Linked DNA regions of Homo sapiens: region 1 is linked to region 2. A link is a loop called in an ENCODE intact Hi-C map of the cell type or tissue named here. Cell type or tissue: HepG2. All regions are shown on one strand. Links, peaks and the distances in the headings refer to the core of each region. The heading gives the core; the rest is flanking DNA.

Region 1 (8,722 bases), core at 2,231-6,230, 110 kb after region 2:
TATTTTCTCAAGCAGGTTTTTCAAACTTTTTGCTTGTTCTCCTTCAGAATATCTATGATTTGTAGGTTCAGTTGTTTTAGGTAATTCCATACTTCTTGAAGGCTTTGTTTATTCTTTTAGTTCTTTTTCTTTTTTTTTTCTGACTGAATTAATTCAAAAGACCTGTCTTCAAGTTCTGAGACTTTTTTCTTCTGCTTTGTCTAGTCTATTGCTGAAGCTTTCAACTGGATTTTATAATTCCTTCAATACATTTTTTTATTTCCAGAAGCTCTATTTGTTTTTAAATTGATCTCTTTGGTAAATTTATAATTTATATCCTAAGTTGATTTTCTTATTTCTATGTTATTTCTTTGGTTTGCAAATTTGTCTTGGAGCTTATTGAGCTTTATTTAAATCAATGTTTTGATTTCTGGCATTTCACAAATTTTAGGATTCATAGCTGGAGAGTTAGTGTGATCCTTTGGAGGTGTCTTAGAACTCTATTTTTCCATACTTCCAGAATTGTTATGCTGATTCCTTCTCAACTAGAGGAACTGTCACTTCTTATTTTTGAATCTGCTTTCATTTAGATGGGACTTTTTAAATTATTTAGGATGTCACTATAATATATGTTGAGTAGAATTGTTTGGCTTTGCTTCTGGGTGCTTTCATTAGTGAAGACTATATTAATTCCTTGGTTATAGATAGCTTTAGTGTGGTAATTTTCTCAAACACCAGTAGTAGTGGTATACTGGGTGTGTTGAACAGGCTCATGGCCCCCTGTGTAGCTGGGGTGGCAGAGGTCTCATTCCCAAGTGCTGTGTCCTTGTGACAGTAAATTTTGCCTTGGGAAGTGCAGTTCCACCTCCAGGCCCGGAGGCAGCACTTGCAGATAAGAGCCGGCTGTGGTGGTATCAGTAGGTTTATGCTTGATCTTTGTTTACCAGGAGCTAAGCTCTTCAGTGCCTCAAGAAATGGTCTGGGCTATGGAATATGTAGCAGTCTGGGCTCCATGATCAAATGGAGGTGGGAGACAAAGCTGGGCTGAGCTGGACAGGACAAGCCCATACTCCAGGCCCTCCTTATAATGGTCAGCATTAATGGGGTGGCAGAGGAGTCATCAGGGCCCTGGTGAAATGCACAGAGGTCTCTATATTGAGGGGAAGGGCTGTTTCATAACCCCTGTCTCAGCAGGTGGAATGTGATCTCTTTCCCTGTCATGCCCTGTGTGGCACTCAGGTTATTCAGTTTATTCACAACTGCTATTTATTTTCAGACTACAATGTAGCCAAGAGCTGTAGCAGCCAGCCAGCTGGGCAGCTCAACAACAAGCTTCCATGCTATCTCTTTGTGTCTGCAGTGGGGGATCCTCCTCCGCAGCCCCCGCAAAACACATAGCTCTGTGGCATTCTACTGCCGAAACACTGCAGCTCTATGCAGAGAGGGGTGGGGGGCAGGGATAGCGGGGTGGCAGGCTTGCTTTTCACACAAACTCCATGGGAGGCTACACTGACAGTGGGAAGACAGTTGTCCCTCACAGCCTCAGACAGGCTGTACTGTGGCTCACCTGTGCCAGTTTCCCATGCGAGCAGTAACTGGCTGTGTCTGCATCAGTGGGTGGAGTGGGAAGAAAAGTCCCTGTCTCTATGCTTGGGATCTAGCACAGAGGTCCTTTGGTCAATAAGATATAATTTCACGCCTCTCTTGCAGAGCTAAGCGCAGATATTGTGCCCCTGCTGGAAGCTAATCTGTCCCCTCACAACCCCAAGCAGGGAGCTCTAATGCACTGGAAAGTGTGCCCTTTGGCGTCTTTTGTTCCATGGGCTACCTTCTTGGTGCTCTGCACTTTCCCTTCCAGTAGGAGTAGCAGTCCCAGAAGGCTACAATACTGGGAACCCTGCAGCTTCCTTGGCTCCAACCAGCACTGTGCCAATGCTTGCCTCAGAACAGACAGTAAGAAATGTTCGTGAGATCTTTTTGGATATGGAGACACAATATCTGAGGTTCCCTGGGTAGGACATAGTCTCTCAATTCTCATGCCCCCAAAATGATGCCCTGCTGCAGCTGCTCGAGTCTGAAAGGAGGGTGAGCAACCTGGCAAGGGTCCACAGTCAGGTGTAATACCCTCAAGAAATCCCCAAGTCACCACTCACACTAGAGTCCAGGAATGCAAGGGCAGAGAGGCTCCCCCACAGTTTGGGTACCAGCAGTCTGCAGTAGAGATGAGGGCAACCAAAATACTCCCACTTACCCTTTCCGTGCAATACCAACTCCCTTGAGGCTCCTAGGTGATCTTTGCCAGTAGAGTTGCTCTCTTGCCTCCTCTTTTATTCTGTGCTGCAGTTTTTTCCCATGATTTCTCTGTGGAGTTCTAGTATTTTCTCTTTAATATTCTATTTGAGTTAATAATTATCTGTCATTTTGACTACTTTTGAGGAGAACTAGCATCCTTGTCTTTAGCCAGCCATCTTGAACCAAGTACAAACTGCACTCTTTTTATTAAAGAGTCTCCTTTCCAAAATTTTATATGCTTCGTGTCTCTCCCTAAAAATCTGGTCCTTCAACGATGCTAACAATAAATGTACATGCTTCTGAAGAGAATTAGAATAAAATAATTTTTTCTGATCTCCATTATTCTTCACACTTTACCAACTAACTTCTCCTTATCATTCATATATTAGCTTACTATTATTCCCTTAGGAAAGTTTTCCAAATCTCACCTCCACCCAAAAGCATGTGTGAGGTTCAGTGTTCTCTAAGCACCCTGCACTTCCGCTTGCTGACGTTTATCAAAATTATAGTTAAATAATTATTTCTATAATTTGTTTCTTTCATGTATATATCCTTTGCTAGAGTATAAACTCTGCAAGAAAGTTCTACATCCATCATGTTTATCATGTTTCCTAAACCTATAAATTGATTAATGTCAATGAGTTAATGAATTGATTACTAATGTATTAGTAATCAATGAATTAATATCTGGCATCCAGGAAGTACAGATAAATAACCTATTTTTATTAATATATAACTACTTAACTAATATACAAGTAAAATTATAGTTAATAGTATTAAAATTACAACTAAAATGTATTGTTAAGCTGATAGGCTTATTTTCTTTTATATTCGACAAAATCTTAGACGCCTCATATGAAAGTCTATGCATAAGGATGAAAAATGTAGATTGTTGTTATTTTTATTTTTAATGGTAGATATACATAACATAATATTTATCATCTTAACTTTTTTCAGTTATTTTTAAATGTACAACTAAACATTGACTATAGTCATTTGGTTGTGTGATCAAATAGTATCACAATGGTATGTGTTATTCATTCTTTCTATTTTTTTTTTATACCCATTAACCATCCCCATATTTCCTCTGCCATCCCCTCAACTTGCCTTCCCAGGAAAAATTTAAACATATGCAATTATCACCATAGAATTCTCTTGTGGATTTTATTTTCATTAATGACTGTGAACTTTTTATTTCTACAAATTACCACATAATTCTTATACACAAAAGGGCCAAAACGCAGTAAATAGGTAATCAACTCAATTTTCAGTGTGTTGCTATTGAGAATAGCAATGAGGTAAAAGAATTCCTCTTTGGACTTAAGCTTTGGAGTTAGAATTGTGTTCAAGTTTATGCTTAAACACCTACTGGTTGTTTAGGAAAAGTCGCTTAGTTTTTCTAACTTCTACTTTTCTCATGAAATATTGAGAGTATTTACCACACACATTGTTGTGATAAATATCAACTAAGTAAATGAACAAAATTTTACCACAATATTTAGCATAAACTGACATTTATGGTTACCTATTTTTATTTTAAAAACTACTTATAAATCAATGCTAACTAAAATTTCCAGACTAAGCTATTTTGCAGTAATGAATAAATAATGTCTTTGTTTTATTGTAAAGGAAAAATCATATTTACAAATTTAACTAAATATTTTAAGTACATTTTGGTTTAGGTTTATACAAAGACCTATTTTACATAACCCTGGTGGTACAAAAGAAGATAAATTTTTAAAGAAAACACAACTCGGTTAGTTGCAGCTCTAACATGGAAAGAAAAACAAATAAAAAAATATGAATCAGGAATACATGCAATAGTACTTAACAGGAACATGTTGTAACTACTTTAATAATCTTTTTGAAATAGTAACAGCAAAATATCAGCTTTATGTGCTCAACATCAAGGACAAACACATCTTCTACGATTTGAAAACATTGTACTGTGCATACTGGAATGAAAATGCTGCTGAACATATTCCAATAGTCTTATGGACAATGTGGAATGTTGTATCCTGAGAAAGTAGAAAACTTCTCATGAGAATGTTTGAAATGTCACTCCGGTTCATTTTAGATCAGAGTGCAGGTGGCTCTACAAAGCATTTGCTGGAGGCTTTGTGTTTATACAGTTGTTGCTTCCAGGATGGTATTGATTGGTTAGGCAACTAATAAAACAAGCAGTGCTGCTTTCATCTGTGTGCATTTTGGGGCTTCTAAAAGATAGAAAAGTGTTTTTAATTAGGACATGTTCCCTTCACTTATTTTACTTTTTGCTTCTTTCCTTTTTTTTTTTTTTCTTACAGTATCTTCTCGCATTTCGGAATCTCTCTCCCTGGTCATGATTCCAAACCCCTAGATGCTTTAGAAGGCAAATGATCCTGAGGGAGATATTCCTACTCAAATCTCAAGACAGACAAAAACCCTTAACATCAGCAAAACCAACATGCTCTTTATTGTTTCCATTTCATACATTTTGATTGAAAGTTATGTATTTTACTTATATTTTGAGGCTATCTGGATCAAAGTTTCTCACTTAAACATAAACTAAATTTACAGCGGAATCTATGAAAAATACTCTTATGTTCTACTATTTATATGACAGCTCCTGAATACATGAAAACACATTGTATACTAAATCACTGCATATCTAGGCAGTCATTTTATATATATACACAAATATATATTTTATATAAATAAAAATTATACATAATTCAGAATTACTTAAATATATACATTTGTATTTTTGCTTTTTTCTTTTTTTAGGTTCTTTCATTAATTTATATTTTCATAATTTTCTTATACTATTCTAATGTTGTTTTTTATCTCCATTTTCTATCTTCTTTCAAACTGTCCAAAATATATATCTTTGATTTTATAAAGGATATACAAGGAAGATTAAACACAATGTTTAAAAATTTAGAGACTATAAATAGAACTTATCAGGTAATTGTGGAAAATGTGCTATGGGGGGAAAAGTGACTTCAAGGAAACTTTTGAAAATGGAAAAACATAGCAAGGATTAAAATTTGACCACATAAATTAGCATATAAACTGGGAATTAAAGCGTTTCTAAGGAGGAACATAAAATGTGAAAGTGCTAGTATCAATTAAATAATGGTAATCAAATAGCTAAGAAAATGATTTTCATTGATATCGTACCTTTTAGCTCAAATAAGACAATTCTTTCATTTATTATTCATTTAACGTGCTTAAATAATCTAAAGAAAAAGGCAAGAAGAATTCATTTTGATAGACCTTATGCTGTATTTTTGAAATATAAAAGCTGAGTACTTAAAACAGTTTCTTAAAATGTAATTTAATTAATTTGAATGAACACACATGTAAAAGAAATTATACATAATCAAAATCCTGGAGAAGAAAGGCAGTATAGTATACCATAGTGCTTCTCACCAGGTGGTCCCTGAACCAGTGGCATCAGCAACACTCGGAAACTGGTTAGAAATGCAAATTCTCAGGCACCACCCCCGACCTAGTGCATCAGAAACTCTGGGTTTGAGACACACCAATTTGTATTTTAACAAGCTCTCCAGGTGATTCTGGTGCACTCTGTAGTTTGAGAATCATTAGGAAACTGGTTAATAGTACTTACTCCGGAGCCAGACTGGCAGTTCAAGCTTAACTTTGCTACCAGTTAGCTGAATGACTTTAGTCAAGATACTTTAACTTATTGTTCTATAAAATGGGGCAAAATAGTACTGTCCCATAATATTGTGGGGATTAAATGAATTAATATGTGGAAAAAACCTAGGCCATTTTTTGATACAGAGAAAAGACTCTGTAAATATTAGAAATTGTTGTTATGAATATGAGGTGAGGCCAAGTTCCACTGAAATGAGTGACTTGGTCAAGGTTATACAACTAGTCTCACTTAAGGAATTAACCCACAGTTTTCCCCCACTCATAAGCAGTGTCCGTTTCACATCCATGGAATTCTTGAAAATAGCCACATTTTCTCTAAATGACCAAGTAGTAGACTAATAACATATACATACAGTAATTTTATAATATATATTTCTTGGTCTGAATCTTTATTTTGCATTTTTAATGGTGAGTACTGAAAAGGCCATCAACACCCTTTTCACGAAGCTTTTCATCTCTCTTTTTTTTAACATAGTGATAACCACCAATTACTTTTATTTCATAATCAGTATAACAGGCATGTGCCAGAAATTGCAGAAAGTTTATTGGATGGAAGATAATAAGATCAACATTTACTGTAATAGCAAATAGAAAACTATAGCTTCTAATTTACATCAGCAGGAAAAGAATCAGGTGTCTCTTATAGAATACATTATGCAATTTGGGGAAAGAAAACAAGGAAAACATAAAAACAAGCTTGCATTAATATAGTATTAGGTGCTTTCACAAATAAATCTAAAATTAAGCAATAGCTAAATTGCAATAGACGTGTACTCCTAAATCATGTAGTCATCCCCTGCCGGAGTTCCTGAACCACTGGCAGATTTTCTCCATGGGTGAATTAGGCAAAAAAAAAGTCTCCCTCTATCCTGTGGCTCCAGTATCTTGAAAGGCCTTGTTGTAATCTTCACTCTTTTGGCAAAAGTGGAAAAGAACACGAAGTAGGCACATCCATTGTTAAAAGCCACCACTCAGAACAGACACATCATTAATCCTCTCACATTCCCTCATCCAGGACAGTCATCTGGCCACACCTAACCACAGGGAAGCTGGGAATATGGGTGGGCTCTGTGCTCACTACAACTAACCACACACAAGACATTCACTTATCTGATGCTGAATGTAGTGTCAGATAGGTAATAAGTAAATAATAAATTTAAATATGAAAGTTGGAATTTTTTTTCCTTATTTGTGTAGGTAAATCAGAATATCATGCTTGAAATTCTTTATCCAGTAACATGAGAAGAAAAGCTGTTACCACAGAGGACTATTGTGAGAATTAAATGAGAATGTGTATTATTTTAGTTTAACCTAGTATCGGCATAGTAAAGAGTCAACAATCTTATACACATATATCTAAAAAAGAAAAAAATACTTAGAGAAAAGAAAAGCAAAGAGCAGTAAAGGAAATACGGCCTAAGTTTAAGAATTTACAGCAAAACAATTTTGGATATTTTAATATTTATCATAATTTCTTTAAAATCACTTTATTTTAATTATGGGCTCCTTTAGGTCTTAGGGGACTCTAAGCCATTAAATCTTATTAACATTTTAATTAGAGAAAACTCAATTTCAACTTAGTGCATATAGTTTTCATTTCTCTAGTTTATAAGTTGTTTATGGCTTCAGTCCTTATGTCTATGACCGAAAGGCTATATCACAAAGAGCACTTATCTCTATTTCTACACTGGAATGAGCGCAAAATGCACGAGCACAAATGTAAGTACCGAATCCAAATTACTTTTGTAAGAAAGCTGTTTTTTTGTTTGCATGTTTTTTTGTTTTTGCTTTTTAAGACAGAGTCTCGCTCTGTCGCCTGGGCTAGAGTGGAGTGCAGTGGCCCGATCTTGGCTCACTGCAACTTCCACCTCCAGGGTTCAAGCAATTCTCCTGCCTCAGCATCCCCAGCAGCTGGAACTATAGGCTCATGCCGCCAAGCCCAGCTAATTTTTTGTATTTTAGTAGAGACAAGGTTTCACCGTGTTTCCCAGGCTGGTCTCGAACTCCTGAGCTCAGGCAAGCTGCCCACCTCAGCCTCCCAAAGTGGGAAAGCTGTTTTTAAAAAGCTGTTACTCCTTATTCAATTCAGTGATTTAGTATCGTTATAACATATATTTCTTCCAAAGCAAACCTTCAGTGTACTAATAAATGTGTGAATTAAGTGTAATTATTTGTCAATTAAAGGAGAAGGAGCAGAACATTCAGTTATTGTAGGGAGAATATGCCACTCAGTCTAAGCTAGCTACTGAACACCTCAGTAATACAGTGTACATAAGACCCTCACAGAGCATAGATGTCAATACTTCCAACCAGGTAACTTTAATTCTCATCCTTAAGGTCAGACGCCTTGATATTTGTACCAGAGATTCTATTAACGTTCAATATTAAATTACTAAAATATTCCTGGCAAAGCCAACATAATAGTGAATATTATAATTGTAAGTCAATGGCAATAAAATGTAAAAGAATAATTTGACCTAGCTAGAAAGTCTAAGTGTATAAAATAGATGAGAAAAAACTGTAAAATATTTTAAAATCCTATTAGGAGAAATCCTTGCTTAGAGAATCTTGAAGCTTTGTTTGTTTTGTCTATTCATTTTGAAATTCTGCCTGAAACAGCAAAACAATTCTCAAGAGAAAATAGGAAATATGTAACATTTGAACTAAAATAGCCACTTCAGAATACATGACTCCTTTTGCTATTCTGATAGCTCAGTACATTTCCACATAGAGTTCACACCCTAAAACATGGAGGAAATAAGAATGTCACAGAATAAAGGAGGATACA
Region 2 (8,722 bases), core at 2,459-6,458:
TATTAAAATGTCTTTGCTGAATTATGATTTGTCAAACATTTCTTAACTTCATTTGTCCCAAACTTGGACATTAACCAAGTAATCTTATTAGCAAAAGATTTTTCTTTAACACCACTTACTTTCCTTGAAACTGGCATTTATTTATTATCTGTCATTAAAATAGCTCCGTTTTACATGCCTCTGTTGGCTGCCTAACCCATCACTCAATCTCAGTCTCAGTTTCCAGCCTGTACTAAGGAGGCTAAAAAATGTAAATATTTACTTTGTTACCCTCTGCTGTAATTGTTTGGTCATATGACACACTTCTGGCCAATAAGACTTACGTAAATTTGGCTGAAAACTCTGGGGAAGCTTTTGCTTTCAAGATAAAAAGTGATACTTTTGACTTGTGGGGCCCTTATCCTCTTCTTCCTTCATTGATTAGGGACGTAATGCCTGAAATTGCATGTTCCATGGAGAAAATAGCAAAAGAATCACTGCTACTACCACGTAGCAGAGCAACTGATCAATGGCAGCAACTGCCTAACTATGACTGGTTCACATCTGAAAAATAGAAATCCCTGTCTGTTTAATCCATGCTTAATTTATCTGTTATATGAAGTCAAAAACATTCCTTACTGGCAAAATGCCTTTTTTCTTCCTTATTCTCCATCATTTATTTTCCTCTTACATTAGTTATAGTTTGTAATTTCTTTGTCAAATATATTCAATGATGTAACACTGTAGTATTATAGAAAGCACACTGCATTGGAAACATAGACTCATATTTTATATTTAAATCTCCAAAAATAATCCCCAAATCCTTTAGAGAAGACAATTGGAGGAAATGGTGTTAGAAGAGTCTGGGATTAGGGTCACTATGTAGAAAATAGAAACATGGTGAACTATCTGGCAGGCCATGGAATCACTGTGGATACTTATCCCCTGCTAAGGAGGAGGGGAAAACACACTCTGGCATTTCTCATCTTCTTGTTCTCTAATCTCCCCATTATCACCCCTTGTCTGAAGTCAAACAGGAAATAATTTTATGGGAGCCTAGGAGCCATGCCTCCCAGGAGCCAGGCCTCTGTATTACAGAGCAGTGCCAGAGGTGAGTTATGTATCAGTGGGCATACAAATCCAGGACCACACACAAAGGAGTATCAGAGATAAATATAATATCCAGGATCAAGAGAGGAGTCGTCTCAGGAAACTTGGATGATATTTGTGAAAGGACCAAAAAAGTAAAACAGAGCTTATGAGTTAGAAAAACATCACAATAACGTAGAGAAAAACAGGAAAAATTATAGTCAAGGGTGTTTACCTTTCATTTACAGGATTTTTAAAATCCCTTCTGGAACACTTTTCCCAATATATTTCATTCATTGATTCATTCATTGATTAAACAAATATTTATTGTGCTCCTAGTATGTTCTAAGAACGGGACAGATGGGACCATATGCACTCTTAGTACTTCACTCATTGAAACAAACAATGTTTCTTTTTCCTACAATATTGTTCCCCCAAACACTTTTCTTGCAAATTCTTATCCTTCAAGATCCACTCAACTGTCCCCGCCCTGGGAAGGCTTCCAAAACCCCTCTAAACCCAGTTAAGAACTTCCTTTCCACTTAAGTTACTTAATTGTATATATTGTAACACTTGTCACAGTACATTGTAATTATTGCTCCTCCTCATTCTCCTATTGAACTATGAATATTTTGAGGGAAAAGGCTATAGAGACAACTTCTTGAATTTTGTCAGCATTTATTTTACAAAAGGTATTAGACATTTGTATATGAAACTGTAACAAATTTATCCTGATTTTTGGAAAACAACATGAACAATTTTCTCTACCAATTCCTCATGAAGTACTCAAATTTAAACACTGTCTATGTTTTGGGAGCAATTATACAAACTTCCAAAAAATACCTTAAAATGCTTTTATTTTATTTTATTATTTTTTAGAGACAAAGTCTTGCTCTGTGGCCCAGGCTGAAGTGCAGCGTGTGATCACAGGTAACTGCAACATTAACTTTTGAGTAACTAGGACTACAGATGTGTGCCACCATGCCCAGTTTATGTAATTAATTTATTTATTTTGTTTAGGTAGGTCTTGCTATGTTGTCTGGGCTGGTCTCGGCCTCCTGGCCTGGAGCAATCCTCCCTTCTTAGTCTCCCAAAGAGGTGGGATTACATGCATGAGCCACCTGACTTCAAAATATAAATTTTAGATGTTACAATATTGCAATATTTCAGATTTAATTTTTCTTTCAAGTTTGCAGTTGCAGTGGGACTTGGGAATAATTATTATTTATGATAAAAGTGTGGTTTCTCTTATCTAGTCATCTATTTTTGAAATTTTTATTCTGTTTAATTAAACCCTAAAAATTGATAGTCAACTCAGCTGAAAACCAAATACATGGGTGTTTTTGTGTTTAGCTTATGAAGACTAATGCAGAGAGACATTAAGAACCAAAAGACATTTATTTTCAGGTATAAAACATTTATCTTTTCATTATTGCCTTACATTTGAAAAAATTGTGATAGACATTATAATGAGAAGGATGATTTATTGCTCAGTACATCCCATATGTTATCTAGGCAAATTTACATTTCTTGAGTTATATTATCCCATAGTACAGCGTTATGAAATAAGCACAGTTACCTTCTCAATTTACTGATAAAGAAACTGAAAGTTATCTGAGAATTCACAGTTAAGATGAAGATTCAAACAAGTCGATAAAAACATAAATTACACAAGTAAGACTAAGAACTCATTGTTTTCTTGTAAGTATGGAAACTTTTGTTTGTTTTAAATGAAAGAGTTACTGGGTTAGATACAAATGGTAATGTTATAGAGCATTTAAGTTGCCTGCCTAGAGCCACAGATGTGCGCTTGAGCACACAGTTGAGATGCCATGTTGCCAGTATTGTTTAGATTCCTTCGCTTTGACACATTTATACTAAAGTTTCATCCTTGCAGCTGAGGCATCATACATGGCACAAATAGTTTTATTAAACACCATGAGATAAATATCTTAGTGATCAATTCAGCACTTGCAATTTGCCAACTTTGTTTTAATCAGGAGTTAATGACGTACGGCACTTCTAGTAAGTAAATGAATGTTTCAATTGCTGTGAGTTATTTTAATAATTGCTCAGCTAACCATTTAAATTATCAAAGATCTTTACTTGTGCAATGTCATATAAATGCTGGAAATTAAAAATTAATCAACACAATTTATGTAACTAAAAGCTGCCATCTAATGGGATATTTTTCAGTAAGACGACAGCAGTAATTATGCTGAAAAATATTCATTCCTGTAGTTTGAACGATTATAGCAATTTCCACCAGGGGATTTCGCAGTTAGATTCTAGTTCTGGGCAACAGTGATTAATATAATGGTTATTAATGAGAAGTCATTTTGATACTTCTAGCAGTGTTTAGGTGTCAATGCCTTGAAAGAAACATGTTTAGCATATTAATAATAAAGACTGTGTTGGACTGGATACTAAGAAACCTATTGGTTTGCTTTTCTTGTCTTGCATAACATGAAAGGTCAATTAGACATATAGAAACAATGGAACATTTCGCAGCAGGGCCTAACATTTCACTGCACTTTTAACCTTTTAGCCATGTATAAAGTTCATTAAATACCCGAAGATAGGACTGTTACAGGAAGACAGTGGTGGGGTCAGAGGTCACAGTGAAAAGCAAGACGACAATCTCTCCTGGATGGCATCCTGACAGCTAAGTTAGAGGGAGAATTACCTTTCTGGTTGCCAACAGGGAACAAGGAGAATGAAGCTATCAGCAATTAACATTATTGGATTAATTAAAATGAATGTTGACAGAGATTTTATTGGCTTTACATCAAATTGAATATAGGTAAGATAATCCCTTATCAAATTTCATAAATGTAAAAGCGTAGATTAAATGATTACACAATCCATATATTTTGGGTAACACATATAAATATATATACACATGTGCACACTTGCAGTGTGCAAATATGTGTGTCCATCTAAATGTACCCAAATCCACTGACCCAGAGTTAAAAAGTTAGAAATTATTCTCCCACTTTACCATTCCCTTTTCTAGAATTTTGTCACAAATATAATTTTTTCATTTATTTGAAGCCTACTGTTTGGAGCCATGTAATGTATCGATACAGTATATGGATACTGTGTGATATCACAGGGTTTGTGTCAGAGAAAAGAATAACACTGTTGTTATAAAAGATCTACATTGTGAGGAGAAAGTTTAACTTCACATTACTATGGGTACAGAAGTATGATTACATCAAAAGCTCAAATCAGCACCTAGAATTTATTTTGAATGTTTTATTTGAAATACTTATGTCAAAAAGATTATTGTAATAGAATAATAAAATTGAAAAAATAACGTTTAAATGTTTCCTTTAATTTGTTGATGATGTAAAATGTAAGTAGAATGCTAAAAATTAGTGTATAATATAATTTCATGAAGAATTCTTTATAGTTTTCATAAAATTAATAGTCTCAATTGAATTTTTTTAGACTGAGACAATTCTATACATCATTTTATTGTGCTTTTATTTTACTACTTGCTTATATGTCATAATGGATAGAAATAAAAATATTTTTATTTAAGCATATACAAAACTTGGATTCTTGTTTATGTTTTCTAGTGCGATGAAGGCAGCAATAATGTTAACTATGTTGGAAAATTTTGATTAGCCTAAAGTTCTTAACTTTCTTTTCTTTTTGAAGTTTGATATTTCAGTCTAGGTCTGAGATGGAGTTGAGTGTGATCATTCTTTGATTTCACTATGAGTGCTGAGTTCCTAATGCGGTGTTAGGAATGTGTAGACTTTAAAGCTTGTTTTCTTTTTCATCATCTCCCTTTGGACTTGCATATATGATTTCTACAGTAATATGCATCATTTTCTGACATAAGGTTGCTGAAAAATACAAGCATAAATACAATTCTTTACTTCTGTGATTCTTTAGGAACAGAGAAATAAAACTAAAAAATAATTATGGTATGAATGTAAGTCAGCAGTTTATCATACAGGTACAATAACAGTGTGGAAATACATTAAAAAATACATGCCTCATCTAAAACATGAGGTAGTAAAAATGAAAAATTTAATTTAACATAAATAACAGTTTAAAGGTTATGATTATTTCTGGTGAGAGCAAGTAGCACTAAAAATCCTATTTTCCCTATTTTATTATATGAAAATATAACTGTATTTTCAGGCTTAAAAAAAAGTTAACTCTAACCTAAGCAGCAGTTGTACAGCCATTTCAAATGGTGGTGCAGCATTTTTTAATTTCTCGGAAAATCTTTTGGGAGCAATATAATATAGTTCTATGAAAAATTAATCAATGAAATTATTATGACTGTAATCTCATAATTTCATTGTCCTTCTCCTTTCAGTTTTTACTTATTCTCTTTAAAATTCAAATGCCCCTAAAAAGCATATCATACATAATAATGACTGAAAATAGTTGCAAAATAAAAATTGAGTAGGAGAGACATTTCAAGGTTTCTTTTATGAGAATGCTACGTTAACCATGTGACATACACATGCTAAAAACAATTGTGGAAAAAAATGACTAATATTTGTGTAGCACTTGACAGTTTACACAATAATATCAAATATTCTCATTTGACCTTCAAAAGGATTTTTAAACTCGTGTTTCACAAATGAGGAAAATGAGATTCAGTAATACAAATCAGAGCTGTTACATCTCCTTATGATCATGTCACCCAATAAAGCAGAGGCATTTGTTTTCTTGAGAAGAGATGAAGAAGGCAAAATTTATTAAAATTATGAGTCTTTTTTGTAGTTTCAATTGTTTATTAATGTTTTGTTTGTCAAAATTGTTGCCCTTATTTTCAGTATACTTTCTGTATTTGCCTATTACAGCAGTTATCACATTTATTATTTCTCATTTATCTCTGTGCCTGCTAGAACTGCACACTCAGAAGAGAAAGGACTACGCTTCTCTGAGCTTCTTGCAGAGTGACAGGCTTATTTTGACATTTAGAAACTATCTGTTGACTGTTTGTGACATTTTCATTTAAGTTACATTTTAGGTCACTTGATACTAATTTTCTATTTAGTATTAGGTTTTGGAGAGCTATTTTTCTTATTACAGTGTTTTGAAGTATATTTAAGGATATACTTATCCTGAAGTGAAGAAGAAAACCAGTGAGGCACTTTTCAATGTTACATCATTTTAGTTATGATTGCTCCTTTTTCACGTTACTTGCATTTTCCGTAAGATCACCTTGCTGTTTTTAAAACAGATAAATATCTATTGTAATTTAGGAAATATACTGCTTTAGTTTCAGAAAGTGGGTAATAGTGTCATTGATGTGGGTAATAATATCATAATGAATCATATCTAATTTTGGAAATACCCCACAAATCACTTCAATATCTGCATATTTTAAAATAATATGCATTATACTCTTTGTTCACTTTCCTTTCTGTATTACTGTTTCTTTCCTTCTTTCTCTTATTTTTTTCTTTCAGTAAATACTGAGCCTCTACAATGTACTCATTCTTCTAGAAATCTAAAATCTGGCCAAGAGTAAGCGTTGTCCTCATGAGCTTACATTCTAATGCAAATATCCAGTAAGAACACACTTTTATGGAAGTGTTGTAAATACACAAATCTAAAAACAAAGAGCCAAGAATTCCAAACAGCTGTTTTTCTTGATAAGACTCTAGAATTAATAATATGTATAATTGTAACTGAACTCATCTGTGATAGTGTCCATTTAATTCATCAATTGCCACAGAAGACCAATTGTTCAAGCAAAATAAATAAAAGTTCCTTATATTGTTCTCCAATTGAAAATATATATGACATTAATATGTATTTATTTGAGGTTTTCTTTTAAATTTTTGTACACCTAACACTTTAGCACGTGCAAATTTCATAAGAAAAACCCACCTGTAAAATGCTGGTTATTGGAATAATTCTCAACACAATATTGCCAATGTCAAAGTTGAGTGTGTATTATAACAGTAAGTAGATGATGAATCAGAAAGATTCTGACTGGGGATTTCAAAACATTCTATATGGTAACATGGCGATTACATACAGATTCATGGATCTATTTCTATCTTCTTTAAATCCATATTTCAATTAATTGTCCCAATGCCCTCAGAGAAGGGAAAGTTATGTACAAATAACCCCAGTCTAAAAAAGGCTGTGACCTGAATGATAGTGGAAAGTGCACAAGATTCCAATGGAGTGAACATGGCAGTTGTTTCTCCTTTATATGTTATAAAGAGAACTAGGGGTCAAATTGCATAAATGATAAATGGAAGGTGCTTGAATTGGGTTGGTTCTTTTATGAACATTATACATTGACCCTGGCAGCTTTGACAATTACATCCATCATTTCTAGGAATCTGTTCCAACACTCAGCCTGCTCTCTAATGTGACCAAATAACCAGTTTGTGAATATAGGAATCAAAGATTGATCTTCTGTGCCACTGCACTGATTAAGTTTGTTACTTACTGGAGCTTTTCCATTACATGGAATTAGGTAAGGATCATAATTCATTATGGCACACCTATAGATAGATGTTAGAATGCTTTAATCTTCACTTACTAGGCTTCAAAAGGATTAATATTAGACTTGTAACTTTGATAAGCAAAATGAAACAAAACTTTTAAGAAACCCATTGCGTACTTTTAATGTTGTTTTATTACTTCCATGTTTCTTGAATAGAAAGAGCTGGTTGAAGATGGAAATAGACCAGACCATTTTAATTTTTACACTATTGTGACCTGACAATAACTTAGGCACCAAATTTCAGGTTTAAAAGAATTTTTCTGTCCCAAATATCTTTTGTGTGAATAGAAATATATGTAGATTGAGGAGCAGGTCTTCTAATCACCAAAATCATTACATGCAACATTGTTTGCTGTCATAATATTCTTCCCAGAAAGTCTATCAACTGCATGAAAGTACCTCAAAGGCTGGAGAGATAGTCAGAATGTATTTGAAGTCCTGAAAAGCAACTTAAGATTTTTGACTTTAGGTGATGTTGTATATTAAATGGCAGAGGGTCTAGTCTCAGAATTCAGAGACCTGAATTTGAACTCTGGCTTCACCATTTACCTTGGCATTATTATGTATTCTTTCCACCATTTTTGTTTTTTCTACCAATGGATATACAAACTATGATATTTATCTTTTAAGAAAAAACCACAAATGTACTTGAATCCTTGGCACTGAAATACTTTAAGTACCACCCCAATAAATATTACATTTATCTATGATTTATATAACACATTGCTTTATGTATATCACACAATATTCACACAGAAATTAAGGTAAACCAAATGAAACAAATCAATGTCAATTATTTTATTTCTATTTACTAATGAACAACATACAATTTTTTTAATGAAACTTGCATTAGCCCTAATTATATATTTTCTTAGGAGCAGGTTAGTTAGACATGGTTCATGATTTCAAAAATATTTTAATATTTGTGAATAAACAAATTTTAATGCCGGGGTCTAAATTTAGTTTATTTCTATGTTTGGTATTAAAGACAGTAATATATGAAAATGTTATATTTACCATTGTATAATACATGTAGCATAAAATATATACATACTAGATAAAGTTCAGTATTTATTATAGTGGTTGTAAATCTGTATTTCAAAAAATCCTGATACTTTCAACTTATTTTTTGCACTACTTATCATTGTCATTTTT

Evidence for each region. Hi-C counts contacts between places; a loop is a spot of excess contacts. Peaks named below come from ENCODE experiments on the same cell type or tissue, not always from the same donor. Only the 100,000 strongest peaks of a DNase experiment are listed, where the experiment ranks them.
Region 1: a loop joins it to region 2, with 5 times the contacts of the local background. A loop is called at or near these places in 1 of 110 quality-filtered maps.

The regions. Positions count from the first base shown.
Region 1 is chr3:146,651,179-146,659,900 of GRCh38, reverse strand. No RefSeq gene overlaps it. Among named protein-coding and RNA genes, the nearest start is that of PLSCR5, 50 kb to the right of the region's middle. In HepG2, for the core only: no CTCF peak of the experiment used is centred there; a DNase peak (open chromatin) is centred at 4,380.
Region 2 is chr3:146,763,344-146,772,065 of GRCh38, reverse strand. No RefSeq gene overlaps it. Among named protein-coding and RNA genes, the nearest start is that of LINC02010, 150 kb to the left of the region's middle. In HepG2, for the core only: no CTCF peak of the experiment used is centred there; no DNase peak of the experiment used is centred there.